Regions from separate parts of the Homo sapiens genome. Here region 1 is linked to region 2. The links are chromatin contacts, found by Hi-C or POLR2A ChIA-PET in ENCODE. All regions are on one chromosome and are shown on one strand. Each heading gives the region's core, a stretch centred on a gene start or an enhancer-like site at or near the end of the contact. The rest is flanking DNA. Distances are from core to core; before and after follow the strand shown.

The links. Hi-C counts contacts between places; a loop is a spot of excess contacts on that map. ChIA-PET counts read pairs that join two places held with the same protein, here RNA polymerase II (POLR2A). Pooled maps may share reads with other maps.
Region 1: a loop to region 2 is called in a map of aorta, with 4 times the contacts of the local background. The contact joins two enhancer-like sites. A Hi-C loop is called at or near these places in 6 of 168 maps with a recorded cell type or tissue (CD4-positive, alpha-beta memory T cell, GM12878, aorta and 2 more), 5 of 37 single-sample maps with no recorded cell type and 6 of 50 pooled maps. POLR2A ChIA-PET finds 5 or more read pairs at or near these places in 2 of 52 experiments (IMR-90 and RWPE1).

Annotation. Positions count from the first base shown.
Region 1 is chr18:70,178,806-70,186,619 of GRCh38, reverse strand. All of the region lies in intron 10 of RTTN (rotatin), which reads left to right. Among named protein-coding and RNA genes, the nearest start is that of RTTN, 23 kb to the left of the region's middle. Within about 2 kb of position 5,431, at least 3 of the 41 ENCODE cell types and tissues checked have a DNase peak (open chromatin) inside an H3K27ac peak, as active enhancers do.
Region 2 is chr18:70,127,285-70,134,385 of GRCh38, reverse strand. RTTN (rotatin) reads left to right here. Exons shown (of 49, transcript NM_173630.4): 24 at 5,840-6,028; 25 at 6,645-6,884. Among named protein-coding and RNA genes, the nearest start is that of RTTN, 75 kb to the left of the region's middle. Within about 2 kb of position 1,250, at least 2 of the 41 ENCODE cell types and tissues checked have a DNase peak (open chromatin) inside an H3K27ac peak, as active enhancers do.

The DNA.
Region 1 (7,814 bases), core at 4,182-6,681, 48 kb before region 2:
AGGTTGATTCCATGTCTTTGCTATTGTGAATAGTGCAGCAGTGAACATACACATGTATGTGTCTTTATGGTAGAATGGCCTCAAGTGATCTGCCTGCCTTGGTCTCCGAAAGTGCTAGAATTACAGGTGCGAGCCACCGCGCCCGGCTGAGCCATGTTGTTTATGTAGTAGTACAGCAGTTCCTCACTTGGCATCATAGATAGGTTTTCGGAAACTGTGACTTTAAGCAAACTGACTTATAACAAACCCAGTTATTTTTTCTCATCAGCATTTAGTGAAATGGCATGGAACTTGTAATGCTGTTTCATTAAAGTCAGTTTCCAAGAACCTGTTGACCAAGTTAAGTGAAGGCTTACTGTAGTTTATTCATTTTATTTCTGAGTAGTATTACATTGTGTGGACATACCACAATTTGTTTATCCATTCACCTGTTGGTGGACAATGGGGTTGTTTCTAGTTATTACAAATAACATTCCTATGGACATTCCAGTTGTTCCACATCTTCAACATCTATTATGTTCAGTTTTTTTTTTTTTTTTGGGGGGGAGAGGGCATTCTGATAGATGTGCAATGGTATCTTAGTGGGTTTTAATTTGCATTTCCCTAGTGACTGATGATTATGAGCATCTTTTGTAATTTTTAGAGAGCAAGTCTAGGTTTTTTTTTAAAAAAACACTTATTCTTAAGTATTCTTTTCAATGCCATTGTGAATGAAAATTTTAAAAGTTTTTGGATTGCTCATTGTTAGTATATAGAAATACAATTGATTTTTGTGTATTGATCGTCTATTTGGTGGCCTTGCTGAACTTACTAGTTCTGGTAGTTTTTTTTGTTTTGTTTTGTTTTCTGGTAGATCCCTTAGGATTTTCTATCTATAAAATCTTGTTATCTGTGAATAAAAACAGTTTTAAGATCATCTTATCTGTGAATAAAGACAGTTTTATTTCTTTCTATTCACTCTGGATACCTTTAATTTTTTTAAATTGCCTAATTGCCCTGGCTAGAAGCCTTAGTATAATGTTGGATGGATGTGGTGAGAGCCTTCTTCATGATTTAGAGGGAAGCATTCGATCTTTCACCATTAAATACAAGATTAGCTCTAGTACATTTGTATTTTGTAGATGCCTTTATAAAGTTGAGGAAGTTCCATGTATTCTTAGTTTGTTGAAAGTTTTGATCATGAATGATTATTGTATTTTGCCAAATCTTTTGTCTCTATTGAGATGATCATTTAGCTTTTTGAAGAGCAGAAAAACTTAATTTTGATGAGGTTCAGTTTCTTAGTTTTTCTTTTATGGATCATGCTTTTGATATTTTATCTAAGAAATCTTTGCCTAACTTGGAATACAAAGAGTGTTTCCTATGCTTTCTTTTAGAATTATTACATATGTTTTAGGTTTTATATCTTTGATTAATTTTGAGTTGATTTTTGTATCTAGCACAAGGTAAGGAATGAACTTTTTTTTTTATGGGTATACAATTATTTTCTCAGCACTATTTGTTCAAATGACTGTCCTTTCTTTCCTGAATTCCTTACCAACTAACTATATGTGGGTTTACTTCTGGAATCTATTTGATCGGTTTTCTCTTATGATGCCAATACCCAACTGACTTAATTATTGTAGCTTATAGTGAAGGCTTATAGTTAGCTATAGTGAAGCTTATTGTAAGTCTTGAAATAAGGTAGTATAAGTCCTTCAACTTTGTTCTTGTTTTTTTTTTCTGATATGTAGTCCTCGCTCTGTTGCCCAGGCTGGAGTGCAGTGGCGCCATCTCGGATCACTGTAAGCTCCACCTCCCAGGTTCACGCCATTCTCCTGCCTCAGCCTCCCAAGTAGCTGGGACTACAGGCGCCCGCCACCACACACACACACACACACACACACACACACACACACACACAAAAAAAAAAAAAACCTGCTGTGGTTTTGAATGGAATTGAGTTGAATTTGTAGATCAATTCAGGAAAAATTGACATCTTAATAGTATTGAATCTTCTGATCCATGAATACCATATATATGTCTTCACTTGTTTAGCTCATTATTTATTTTTATTTTTATTTTTTTTAACATGGAATCTCATTCTGTCACCCAGACTGGAGTGCAGTGGCATGATCTTGGCTCACTGCACTGTCCGCCTCCCGGGTTCAAGTGACTGTCACTACAGCTTCAGCCTCCCAAGTAGCTGAGATTACAGGCATGTGCCCAGCTAATTTTTTTGTATTTTTAGTAGAGACAGGGTTTCACCATGTTGGCCAGGCTGGTCTCGAACTCCTGACCTCAGGTGATCTGCCTGCCTCGGCCTCCCAGAGTGCTGGGACTACAGGCATGAGCCACTGTGCCCAGCCTTATTTAGCTCTTTAATTTGTCTCTGCATTGTTTTGAAGTTGTCAGTGTATAGGTCTTATACATTTGAGTATTTCAGTTTTGGGTCTTGTCCACTGGCTGACTTTTCTCTTTATGGATCTTAATATTTGATATGTGTAGTAATTTCTGATTGGATGCTGGACCTTTTCAATGTTACCATGTTGAGTGTCTTGATTTTTTATTTTACCCTTTTAGAAGCACTTTGGGAGGGTTCTGAAGCACTTTGGGAGGCCAGCATGGGAGCATTACTTGAAGCCAGGAGCTTGAGATGAACCTGGGCAACAAAGTAAGATCTTGTCTCTTCAAAAATTAGTAACATTAGCTGGGCATGTAGGTGCATACCTATAGTCCCAGCTATTTGGAAAGCTGAGGCAGGAGGATCACTCGAACCCAGAAGTTTGAGGCTGACAGGTGGTTATGTTACTTGTAGAGCAGTTTCATTTTCTCAAGACTTTAAAAAATTTTGCTAGAATGGGTCTAAAATAGTGGTTTTCAACTGGGGGGTAATTTTGCTTCCCAGAGGATGTTTGGCAACGTCGGGAGCCATTTTTGATTGTCACACCTGGAGTGGTGCTGCTGGCTTCTAGTAGATAGAAGCCAGAACAGCTCACCACAACAAAGAATGTTTTAGCTCAAGATGTCAGAAAACCTTGAGGAAGTGTTAAGGTTGAGAAACCCTGATCTAGAAGAACCTTTGCTTGGGGTTAAACTCTGCTCCTGAGATGTGATCCTTTGGGACCTCTATTGAATGTCCAAAGTGATGATTGATGACTGTCTACTCTGCCTGGTTGAAGACTGAGTTTTATTGTCTTGTGTGAGCCCTGGGAGTTGTTCAATTTAAATCTCAGTAATCATCTTTGGCCTGTATTTACAGAGTATCTACCTATAATCTAAGCCACCTAATCTCAGCATGGTCTGGGTGGAAACTTGTTTAGGTCTCTGAAATTCTTTCTTTGCATAGCTCTCCCACAATTCCTAACCATGTCAGCTTCCACAGGCATCTTCATCTCCTAAAGTCATCGAGACTGTCAGACTCTTTGGATTTCTCTTGCCTGTGTTTGCTGTACAGTAATTGTTTTCAGGTATAGTAGGACTCTCATTGCTTATTTTCCTTCTCTCTGGCATCACAGTCCTGCAATGACACTATGCCACTTTCTAGTTGATTTCTGGGGAAGGACAGGAGATGTCCTTGTTATTATTTCATGGCCAGAATTGGAAGTTTTACGTAAAGTTTTTAATTATGTCATTTAAGCAACTGGCCTATCTGTGAGTTATTAGGAGCTTAAATGTACATTTATCTAGAGTGAAAATTCTGGATCAACTTTAGAATAATCATTCAAAGTGTGGAGAGTTCAGGATACCTTGTTTTTTGCTGTTTGTATTTCAGTAGAGTAGATAATTTTAGAAAATATGGAATTAAATTTTGTTTTTTTTGTAAGAAGTGTTTTGATAAGTAATATTTTGCATGAGTAATCAACATGTGTACAGTAGTAGCCTTAAGAATGTTATATTACAACATAATATTTAAGAGATCTATGGAATACCAGAGTATGTCTCCATGTAACTGGAAAACATATCTTTTTTAACATTTCAAAATATCATAAATCATTTGTCATTTAATATCTTTCATTTTGAAATTGTCATCTGATAACCTTGCCTTCCTTGAAGATTTGGCATTCTATCTCTTCTGTTAATGTGAATTCCTAATGTCTGGTCTTCCTTCCTCTCCCTTTCTTCCTTCCCCTCTCCCTTCCTCCCTTCCCTTTTGCTGCCTTGTCAGGGCAGTAGAATCAAAATTTATTAGTCATAAAAATATATATTGACTCTTACGTTTATCAGTTTTTTTTCTCTTTATGCTATTTTGATGTAAGTCGGTCTATATTTAATTAAACATTGTTACAGGCTGTCTGAAATCCTTGTGAATAGAGGTCTGAATATAAAAAAATAAATTACAGATATTTACATAATAACAATACCCATGTAAGAAAGAAACCCAAACTTTTATTTTTTTCATAACACGAGCCTCTTAAAAAGAGAAACAAACTGCATATTTTAAAATGGGTGTATTTTCAAGTCTTTCATTTTCTGATAATAGTTCTGAATCTTGGTTTTTCTTTAGTCCTTAAGGTTATCACACTATTTTGTAGTACTTTTAGGAGATTTTTCACATATTGAAGATTTTCAACAAGTAAATTTTTCCTTTGAAGTGTGAGGAATGCTTTATCAGTTGTTTCTTAAATTAACTTAAATTTTCTTGGCCAGAACATTTATCTGTAAAAGTTAGTCATTCACTTTTAACTTTTGGCTGCTGGTACTTTATGATTCAATGAATTATTTTTACTTTAAAGGTTAATTCTGTTGTACAAGTGCCAGTTGGTATGTTACAAATGCTAAATAAAACAGAAGTACTTCAAATTATATTTGATTTACTTTTACTTGTTTAAAAAGAATAAATGTCTCTTTTCTTTGGCTATATTTTAAAAGAAGCAAACAAGTAAAATTTCTTAATGTTCATACTTTTGCCAGTTTTCAAAAGAAAGACGGAAGCAGTATTTTTGTTGAGTCATTAAAGGAACAAAATAATAAATGTTGCTATCAATTTAGAAATTAAGTACCTGAGGATATATAATCAAATCTCTAGGTATTTCCACACAGTACTAATATCAGTAACATCAATCATGTCTGGAACCCTGTAACTCAGCATGGAAGGGAATTTCAATTTCCCCCCTTAATTGAATATTTTTATATTACTCGAAGTAAATAAAAGAAAAAATATTTTCACCAAAATTAGTTATGCTGACCTAAAGTATGTCATATGTCATTCCCCCTAGTCCTCCATCATCAAATCAGGTCTATTTTTTCCCTATTTACATGCTAAGTCAGGTTCAAGATGCAAGGAGAAAGTAGCTTTCACCTCCTGCCAGATAACCTAGACTCTTAGGTCTATATTCTGTTTCTTTTCCGCATTTCTTCTGTGTCATTCCTGTCATTGCAGTCATTGGAAAGCAGTCTTTTCATCTTTATGACTCATTGCTTCTAAATTCCCATCTGACCTGCTGTGAACTGGTAACTTCAACATCAAGGCATGTTGGTAGAATTGTAGAATGTTGGTAGGACTTCAAGAGGGGCTAAGAGGATTGTGAAAGAAACTAAAGATCTTTGTATCCAGTAAGGGCTCATTAAGGATATTTGGACCAGATTGTGAATTGATAACTGGTGTAGTGGGATCTCTAATTACATAGACCTTCCCTGCTGCTGCCACCATTCCAAAGACAGTTATTTTAACTCACATTTCTTGATTGCCCGTTATTAATATATGCTAGGCACTTGGGATATCAAATAAGATGTAGTGCTTTTTATGCCTATGGGTGATAGATACTTTTAATATGACATTAGTAAAATAGAGATAAGCATAAAGGAATAACACGTAAACTAAGATAGTTTAAATATAGCACTTACTGTATGTCAGACACTAAGCACTATTTATGAGGTCATTTAATTATCATGACCCTGCAAACTCCATAACTGAGGCACAGTTTATTTTTCAGGGTCACTTGTGGTTTTGTATTTATAGCCATTATGTTTTATTGCCAATGGTGCTTTGAAAACACTATGAACTATGAACTTGGGATGTCAGTGAGGGCTTTTTTTTTTTTTTTTTCTCTTCCCCAGACTCAGAGTCTCACTCTGTTGTCCAGGCTGGAGGGCAGTGGCGTGATCTTGACTCACTGCAACCTCCGCCTCCTGGATTGAAGCAATTTTCGTGCCTCAGCCTCCCAAGTAGCTGGGATTACAGGCATGTACCACCACTCCTGGCTAATTTTTGTATTTTTAGCAGAGACTGGGTTTTGCCAGATTGGCCAGGCTGGTCTCAAACTCCTGGGCTCAAGGCACCACTCCTGGCTAATTTTTGTATTTTTAGCAGAGACTGGGTTTTGCCATGTTGGCCAAGCTGGTCTCAAACTCCTGGGCTCAAGTGATCCTCCTGCCTTGGCCTCCCAAAGTGCTGGGATTAGAGGCATGAGCCACCGTGCCCGGCCTCAGTGAGGGCTTTTTGTAGATCTGAATGAACTGAGTTTTAAATTATAGGTAGGATTTGGCCAAGCAAATAAAATAGCATTTTTTTTTTTTAATCTGGCGGAGCGTGAGAATGAACCATGAGCCATGACAAAGAGGCATGGATAGTTCTGATCGGAGATAAAGGATAGGCCTGGTAGTAGATGGAACACAAGCACCTAGACCATGAAATGTGAGGTGCAAATAGTGGAGAGAGACTGGTGGGATAAATGAGGGTCTGCTGGTAGGGGTCTTTTGGCATGATGCTGAGTAGTCCTGCCTTTCCTCTGAAGGCATGATGAGATTGCTTTTAATCAGAGAAGTGCCTTGTGAGACTGGCAGGAGGAACCGTGACTGGCTGCAGTGTGGAAGGTCCATTGGAAGCATGTGAGGGGCAGAGCCTGCTGCAGTTTCTTACTCCAGGTGCCTTGTAGAATCCACAACCCATTGTATATTGCAGAGGTAGTGTGTAAGTTGTGTTTACACTATAAAATCTGTTTTATTGGTAATATTTAAGACATTTTGCTAACCTGGTATTTCAATTTTGTACCTTCTGTTGTAAAAACTATGAGTATCCTGTGAGGACGGGTCTTTTCCCCCACCGTCAACTCCTTTAGGGTTGTTGCTTAAACATCTTTAGCCCAAAGAATTAAAAAATGTGGGCCAGTTACTATTGTTTTTCAATCCTTTCCTACAAAACAAAACAAAACAATACAAAAAGCCATTTTTTTTATGCTTAGAAGAAATGTTGGAAATAGAACTGTAAAACTCATTCCTAAAGTATTTTCTTTTTATGATATTTTGAGAAGTACTCAATTCATCATTAGAATTAGCAAGATTATTTTAAACAATTTCACAAGTAAATAGACTTGAATAATAGAGATGTTGTTCCTAGTACTGTTTTCATGGAGAAATACTGTATGGAGGAATTAATTGCCTGTCAATATAATAAGACTGTCACTGTATTTCCAATTTGTTTTCTCTAGACCAGTAGTTGTTTGTATGAGGGCGTTTTACTTTTTCTGTTTTAATTTTGTAAGGATTGTTCTACTTTCGGTTTAAATATTTATTGCTTTTTAGTTTTATTTCTTGGGGATCAGAGAAATATAGCCTTAAATATACACTGAAGTTTTCTTTGTGGTAAAGTATGTTTAAAGTTAATTTTTGTCAGTGTTTCTTGGAAACTTAAGGAGAAGTTATATTCTTTGCAGTGTTCAAAGTTTATGTCTATTAATTTTAATTATGTTCAAAAAGACTGAGTTAAAATTTATAAGTCCATATCAATAACATGTTTTGTTGATGTCCTGTTTTATTCAGATCACAGACTCATTTTTATTGAGTCTTTATTGTTAAACATGTCATCAGTAGAAAATTACTCTAATTTATTTTGC
Region 2 (7,101 bases), core at 1-2,500:
ATTTAGCATTTAAATCCCATAACTTGGGCTTTCATGGTTCCTTCACAATGGTGCTTTGAAGATTTCAGTAAGTATATCTCCCCACCACCAATTTTTTATTTTGATACCGTTCAAATTTACAGGAAAGTTGAAAGCTATACGGTGCATACTTGTATGTCGTTCAGCCTAGAGTCATCAATTATTTACATATGAGTCTCTTTGCTTTCTCTCTCCTAATATATATTTTTATTTATATTTAATTCTCCCTCACCCACCAATTGGAAATAAGTTTCAGACATAAATTCACTCCTTTCCTATATATTCCAGCATGCACATCCTTAAGTTAAGGACATTATTCTACATAACTGCTACAATATGATCCCATCTAACAAGATTAAAAATAATTCTATAACATGGTGTGGTTTCTCCAGTTATCTCCAAGTATCTTTTGTGTATATTTTTTCAGAATGCAATAACCAGTTAAGGTTCTGCATTGTATTTGGTTTTCATGTCTCTTTAGACTTTTGTAAAAAGTAAATTGTTTTTATTGACATATATCGTACATAAAGCATACAAGTCATAAGGGTACAGCCCTTGAATTTTTCTGAGTAAACGTACTTATTTATCTCACACAGATTGACATAGAATATTACTGACAGACCGGAAACCCTTTTTGTGCTTTCTCATTACCTTCTACCACCCCAAAATGTAATCCTATTTTAATTTCTATTGCTGTACATTATTTTTGCTAGTTTTTGAACTTTATAAATAGAGTGCATTATTATATTGCTTTTTGCTCAACTTGGAGAGATTTGTCCATGTTGCTGCATGAAGCAATCAATAGTTGGTTCATTTTTATTCTATGTAGTATTCTGTCTAAGAATATACAACACTTTTATTTACCATTCTATTTGTGGATGTTTAATTTGTTTTCTGTTTTGGGCTATTATGAAGAAATGACTGCTAAGAACATTCTTGAACACGTGTCATTGTTGGAATATAGGATATTTATGTTTAGCTTTAGTAGATGTTACCAGACAGTATTACGAAGTTGTTGTGCTGATTTACATTCCTACCATCAGTGGAAAAGTACTAGCTGCCCCACATCCTCACTAGCCTTTGGTATTTGCATTACCAGTCTTAATGGTGTTTAGTTTGGCTAAATAATGAAACTCACACGACTGCAGTAGTCATGCTTAGAATGAGATCACATTTGTGGGTGCTGGGAGCTGTCTTGGCTTGGAAGCCTCATGTCCCAAATAGAAAATATGTTCTCTAGTAAGTGTGCTGTAGGCATAGTTTCCAGGTTGCTTATAAGAGCCACAGCACTCAAGATTGCTCAGAGCTGTGACATCCCATCATGCATTTATAGTTTATTCCTAGATGTCTCAGTCCAGATGTGGGGAGTCATTTTCATCATAAGCAAAGCAGCTTAGTAAATTCTTGACATTCCATATCTATCTGATTTTACTGGGTAAAGGGACAGAGAGTTACCTCAATATCATGTTTGTCCGTAAAGAGGAGAAAGGGTTTTATTACTCTTTTACTCACAGTAATGTTGGCATTTAAAAAATTGTTGCCCATCTGATGGATGTATAGTGTATCTCAAAGTGGTCCTGATGTATTACTCTTTGCTTTTTATTATTTTCTTCCTTCTGTGTTTTTCAAACTTAATTTTCTGTTCATTTTCTAACTTACTGGAGGATTGGCCATTGATTATTAGCCGCCCTTTCATTTAAAGCTATCAATGTTTCTAAGTATGGCTTTTGGTATATTCCACGAATTTGATATGCCATATTTTATTATTTAGTTCAAAATATTTTCTAAGTGTTTTGTGATTTTTTTTTATTGATGCAAGGGTTGTTTAGAGTTATTGGGGGTAACTAGTGAAGATTTAGTTTATTAGGTTTTCTAGTTATTTTATTATTAATATTTAGCTAAATATTGACATTAGAAAATATTTTCTATGATTTTAATTCTTTAGAGTTTGTTGAATTTTACTTTATGGCCCAGCATATGGTCAGCTTTTTAAAATGTTCCATGTGTACTTGAAAATAATAATGTATATGTAGTAGTTGTTGGATATACTGTTCTATAAGTCTCAAAATATATCAGGTTTATTGATAGTGTTCAGATCTTCCCTGTGTCTACTTTATTATATGTGTGTGAAGTTCTTTCAGGTAGCAGAGAGGCATGTTAAAATCTCCACTATGACATTGTCATTCTGGCTGACAATGTATTTTGAGGCCATGTAATTTAGTTTGTAAACATGCTGGTGGGTTGTCTCTATCATTATGAAATTATTTCTTTATCTCTAGCAGTGCTTCATCATATAGAATTCACTCGATCTCTTATGACTGTAGCTTCCCCAGCTTTTATTTGGTTAGTGGTTAGCATGATATGTATTTTTCCATCCTTGTAGTTTTAGCTGTTCTGTGTCCTTAAATGTACTTTTTTTTTTTAAGAAGTATATAGTTGAGTTTTTTTGTCCAATCTGACATTATTTACAGTTTTAATGGAATATTTTAATGCATTTTACATTTACTATAATTACTAATATTTTTGGATACAGATTATTAGCTTGCTATTTTCTATTTGTCCAATGTGGTTTTTTTCTTTCTTTTTCCTCTCTGGCTTTTCTTGATTAATTTTTAAAATTAGTCCATGTTTTCCAGCTGTTAACTTGTAGTTACATATACATTAAGTATTTTATTTATTTATTTATTTGTAGCGATTGGGATCTTGCTTTGTTGCCCAGGCTAGTCTTGAACTCCTGGCTTCAAGCAATTCTCCCACCTCAGCCTCCCAAAAGTGTTGGGATTACAGGCATGAGTCACTGTGCCCAGCTAAGTATTCTTCTATATACATTATTTCTATATATTTTATACAGATGATTATTCTTTTATAATATAGAGATTATAATTTACTTCCTTGACTGTGAACTAGTATTTTTACCACATCCCAGACAATGCAAGGACCTTAGAACACATTAATTCCATTTATTTGCTCTTCTTTTTTTTTTCTTTTATTGTCAGGTATTTAAATTCTATACATATTTTAAATTCTATAAGATGTTATTATAATTATTTTATGCAGTAAATAGTCATTTAGATTTGTATACCGTGGTCGTTTCTGTTACTTTTTATTGCTTTTTTGGTTTTTCTGCCTCCATCTGAGAATTTGTTTTTTTAAGAGTTTTTTATTATTTAATGTAGTGCACTTATATTAGCAATGATTTCTGTCAGGTTTTTTTTTTTTTTAATCTAAAAATTCTTTCTGTTTTAAAAAATGTTATCACTAGGTATAGAATTCTAGGTTGGCAGTTGGAGTCCATTTTTTTGTAGGAACATTGGCTGTCAGTTTTATTGTTGCTTCTTTGAAGGAACTGTGTTCCCCATTCTCTTAGGAGTTCCTTCAGCTATATCCCACAGCACTTTGCTTGCTTGCTTATTTATTTGGGGGAGTTTATTTTATTTTTATGGGTATATAATAGTACATATTTATGGAGTACATGTGATATTTTGATATAAGCATACAATGTATAATGATCAAATCAGAGTAATTAGGATGTCCATTACCTCTAACATTTATTGATTCTCTGTGTTAGGAACATTTCAGATCTGCTCTTCTAGTTATTTTGAAATATACAACAAATTACTGTTAACTATTTTTACCCTATTGTGCTACTGAACACTAGATCTTATTCCTTCTATCTAAATTTTTATGTACCCATTAGCCATCCCTTCTTAATTCCCCCCTTCCCCACCATCCTTTACAGCCTGTGGTAATCATCATTCTACTCTTTATCTCCATGAGATCATTTTTTTTTTTTTTTAGCTCCCACATATAAAGGAGAACATGTGATGTTTGTTTTTCTGTGCCTGGATTATTTCAGTTAACGTAATGACTTCCAGTTCCATCCATGTTGTTTCAAGTGACAGGATTTCATTCTTTTTTACATCTGAATGATACTCCATTGTGTATTTATACCACATTTTAAAAAATCCATTCATCTATTGATGGACACTTAGGTAGATTCCATATCTTGGTTATTGTGAATAGTGCTACAATAAACATGGGAGTGCATATATCTCTTTGACATACCAATTTCCTTTCTTTTGGATATATACCCAGCAGTGGGATTGTTGGATCATATGTAGGTTCTGTTTTTAGTTTTTTGAGGAACTCCATACTGTTTCCAATAATGACTCTACTAATTTACATTCCCACTAACAGTGTGTGAGCATTCTCCTTCCTCCACATCTTTGCCAGCATCTGTTATTTTTTTTTGTCTTGTTGATAAAAGCCTTTTTAACTGGGGTGAGATATCTCATTGTGGTTTTGATTTGCATTTCTCTGATGATTGGTAATGTTGAGAATTTTTTCATATACCTGTTGGTCATTTGTATGTCTTTTAAGAAGTTTCTATTCAGATCTTTTGCCCAGCTTTTAATTGGATTATTATTATTATTATTTTGCTGTTAAGTTGTTTGAGTTCCTTATATATTTTGATGGTTAATCTCTTGCCAGTTGAATAGTTTGCAAGTGTTTTCTCTCATTCCATAGGTGGTCTCTTCACTTTGTTGACTGTTTCCTTTGCTATGCAGAAGCTTTTTAGCTTGATATGATCCCATTTACTTATTTTTGCTTTGCTTGCCTGTGTTTTTGAGGTCTTACTTAATAAATCTTTGCCCAGGCTAATGTCCTGAAGCATTTCTCTAATGTTTTCTTCTAGTAGTTTCATAGTTGCAGGTCTTACATTAAGTCTTTAATTCATTTTGATTTGATTTTCATATGTGGCGAGAGATAGAGATCTAGTTTCATTTTTCTGCATATGGATATCCAGTTTTCTGAGTACCATTCATTGAAGAGACTGTTCTTTCCCCAAATTATGTTCTCGGTGCTTTTGTTGAAAATTGACCAAATGTGTGTATTTATTTGTGCATTCTTTATTCTGTTTTATTGGTCTGTGTGTCTGTTTTTATGCTAGTATCATGCTGTTTTGGTTACTATAGCTTTGTAGCATAATTCAGAGTTAGGCAGTGTGATACCTCCCTCTTTGTTCTTTTTGCTCGGGATTGTTTTGGCTATTTAGGACCATGTTTTGTTCCATATACATTTTAGGAGTTTTAAAATTTCTTTTTGTTCCTTTTAGGATGCAAATTTACATGCATGTTAGATTATTTCACCATGTTAAAGGAAAAACTTGAGACAAAATACACATGCATGTGTCTTTACGGTAGAACAAAATTAACTTTGGTTTAAAAGATACTGCTATTGAATCTGTTTTTATTTCTAAACATATTTCTTGGTTCTTGTTGAATTTATTGATGATGAAACCATGTTCTCAAGTGAAAACAATAAGCTGGAATTCAGTCATTTAGTGACCTCTATGATCATAGGCAATTCATTTATCAGCTTTAAGCCTCATTTTTGATCATTTGTAAAATAGGTATCATAGTGCCATACCATGTAACTGTGAATGAATGATACAAAATAAGCAGTGTTTGGCATAAAGTAAATATCAGTGTTTTAGCTGAACACCTTTTATGTTTGGTTCACTGTATTCATGGTCCCTGACTTCAAGGAGCATTAGTTATCTCCACAACAACTCTAATATAGCATAGAATGTGGTAAGTCCTCAAGAAAGGATTTAAGTGTTCTGGGGAGTTTAGAGGAGATGAAAAGAATAATTGAAATACTGTATAAATTATGATAATTGTTTAAAATAGGGACTAAGAGAAACCTTTGCATTATTGTGGGTTGGGAGGCATTGAACTAGCCCTCATTTGTGGCTCATCTTTTTGAGTAGCATTTAAGAATTTGAAAGTTTGTAATTATTTGTACACATTTTCTTTAGGTACCATCTACCTGTTCATGTAATTGGACACCATGCTGTGAGTCCTTACTCCATAGTTTTGCCCTTATCTGCTGATTGTTTGGCCTTGAAGCCGGTGTCAGATATGCTGAGAATAGCTTGGAACCTGTCATGGTATCATGGGAGTGATAATCTGTTGAAGCAAATGAACTCTGAAACTAAAACGCAAGAGTAAGCTCTTATATTAGTTTAAAAAGCATTTGCAATTAATTAATTGTAATTAATTAGTTAAGTTTTACTTTTTCCTTAGGTCCAGTAGCTTTTTCCCTTGGTATCATCTGATTCTGCTTTTTAACAGTTATAATTTTTACTTTCTTTTAAATATTACATGTGTTTATTACTTTTAACAATCTATCATATGGGAAAACTTTAAATGAAAAAGCATTTTACTCTGTACTGTTTTAGAGGTTAAAGTCTGATTTGTTCGTAGATATGAATCACTAGGAAAAGGGTCCTGGATTAGAACAAAATCTCAGTAAGTATATGCATGAGTGTTATCATTAGTGTGATGGTGATTACTTTTGAATATCTTAATATTCTAATCTGTCTGTCTTAAGTGAATAAAAATTTTTATAAGGAGGAAAAGTCAATATAAACATTTGGGATGCCAATGTAAAATCCTAATATTGACAGATATGTATCAGTTTTTCTTCTGGCTGTAAGTCAACCTTTTGTTAAAAGAAAATGAAGATAAAACAGCTTTTGGGAGAGTTTATAATAGAAATAAGTGTGAGCTTTTATTTAAATAGCTTTATGTTCCTCCTTCATTTTTTTTCTTTTTGTCTAGAATTTTAGATGCATTGAAGTTATCTACAGAGGACATCCTCACTCTGAAGATAACACACATGGCTAGTGGGCTGCAGGACTGCCTCCATTCCATTGTTCAGGCTGCAACCCACAGGGAAGTTAGGGCTGCTGTCACCAGGATGAGTTTTTATCTTCTGAATGACAGATTGTCTTTAAAGGGTTGCCCTGGTCCATGTGGGGTTACCTTGAAGTCCTTGGCTTGGCACACCGCACTAAACAGGTCAGTGTAAGGTCAAGGCTGCCAGTTTCAAAGACCTGGATTGCATTGTATTGTGTTCATCTCCTAACCTTTGAAGATAAGAGTCTATGCCCTTACTGCTGCTATCATAGAAAGAAAAACTCCAGGATTTTTATCATCTGTAATAATAGCCAAAGAGAAATTTTTAATTTAGTTATTGCATTGTTGAAGGGATTATTAATAAACTTGTAACAATTTA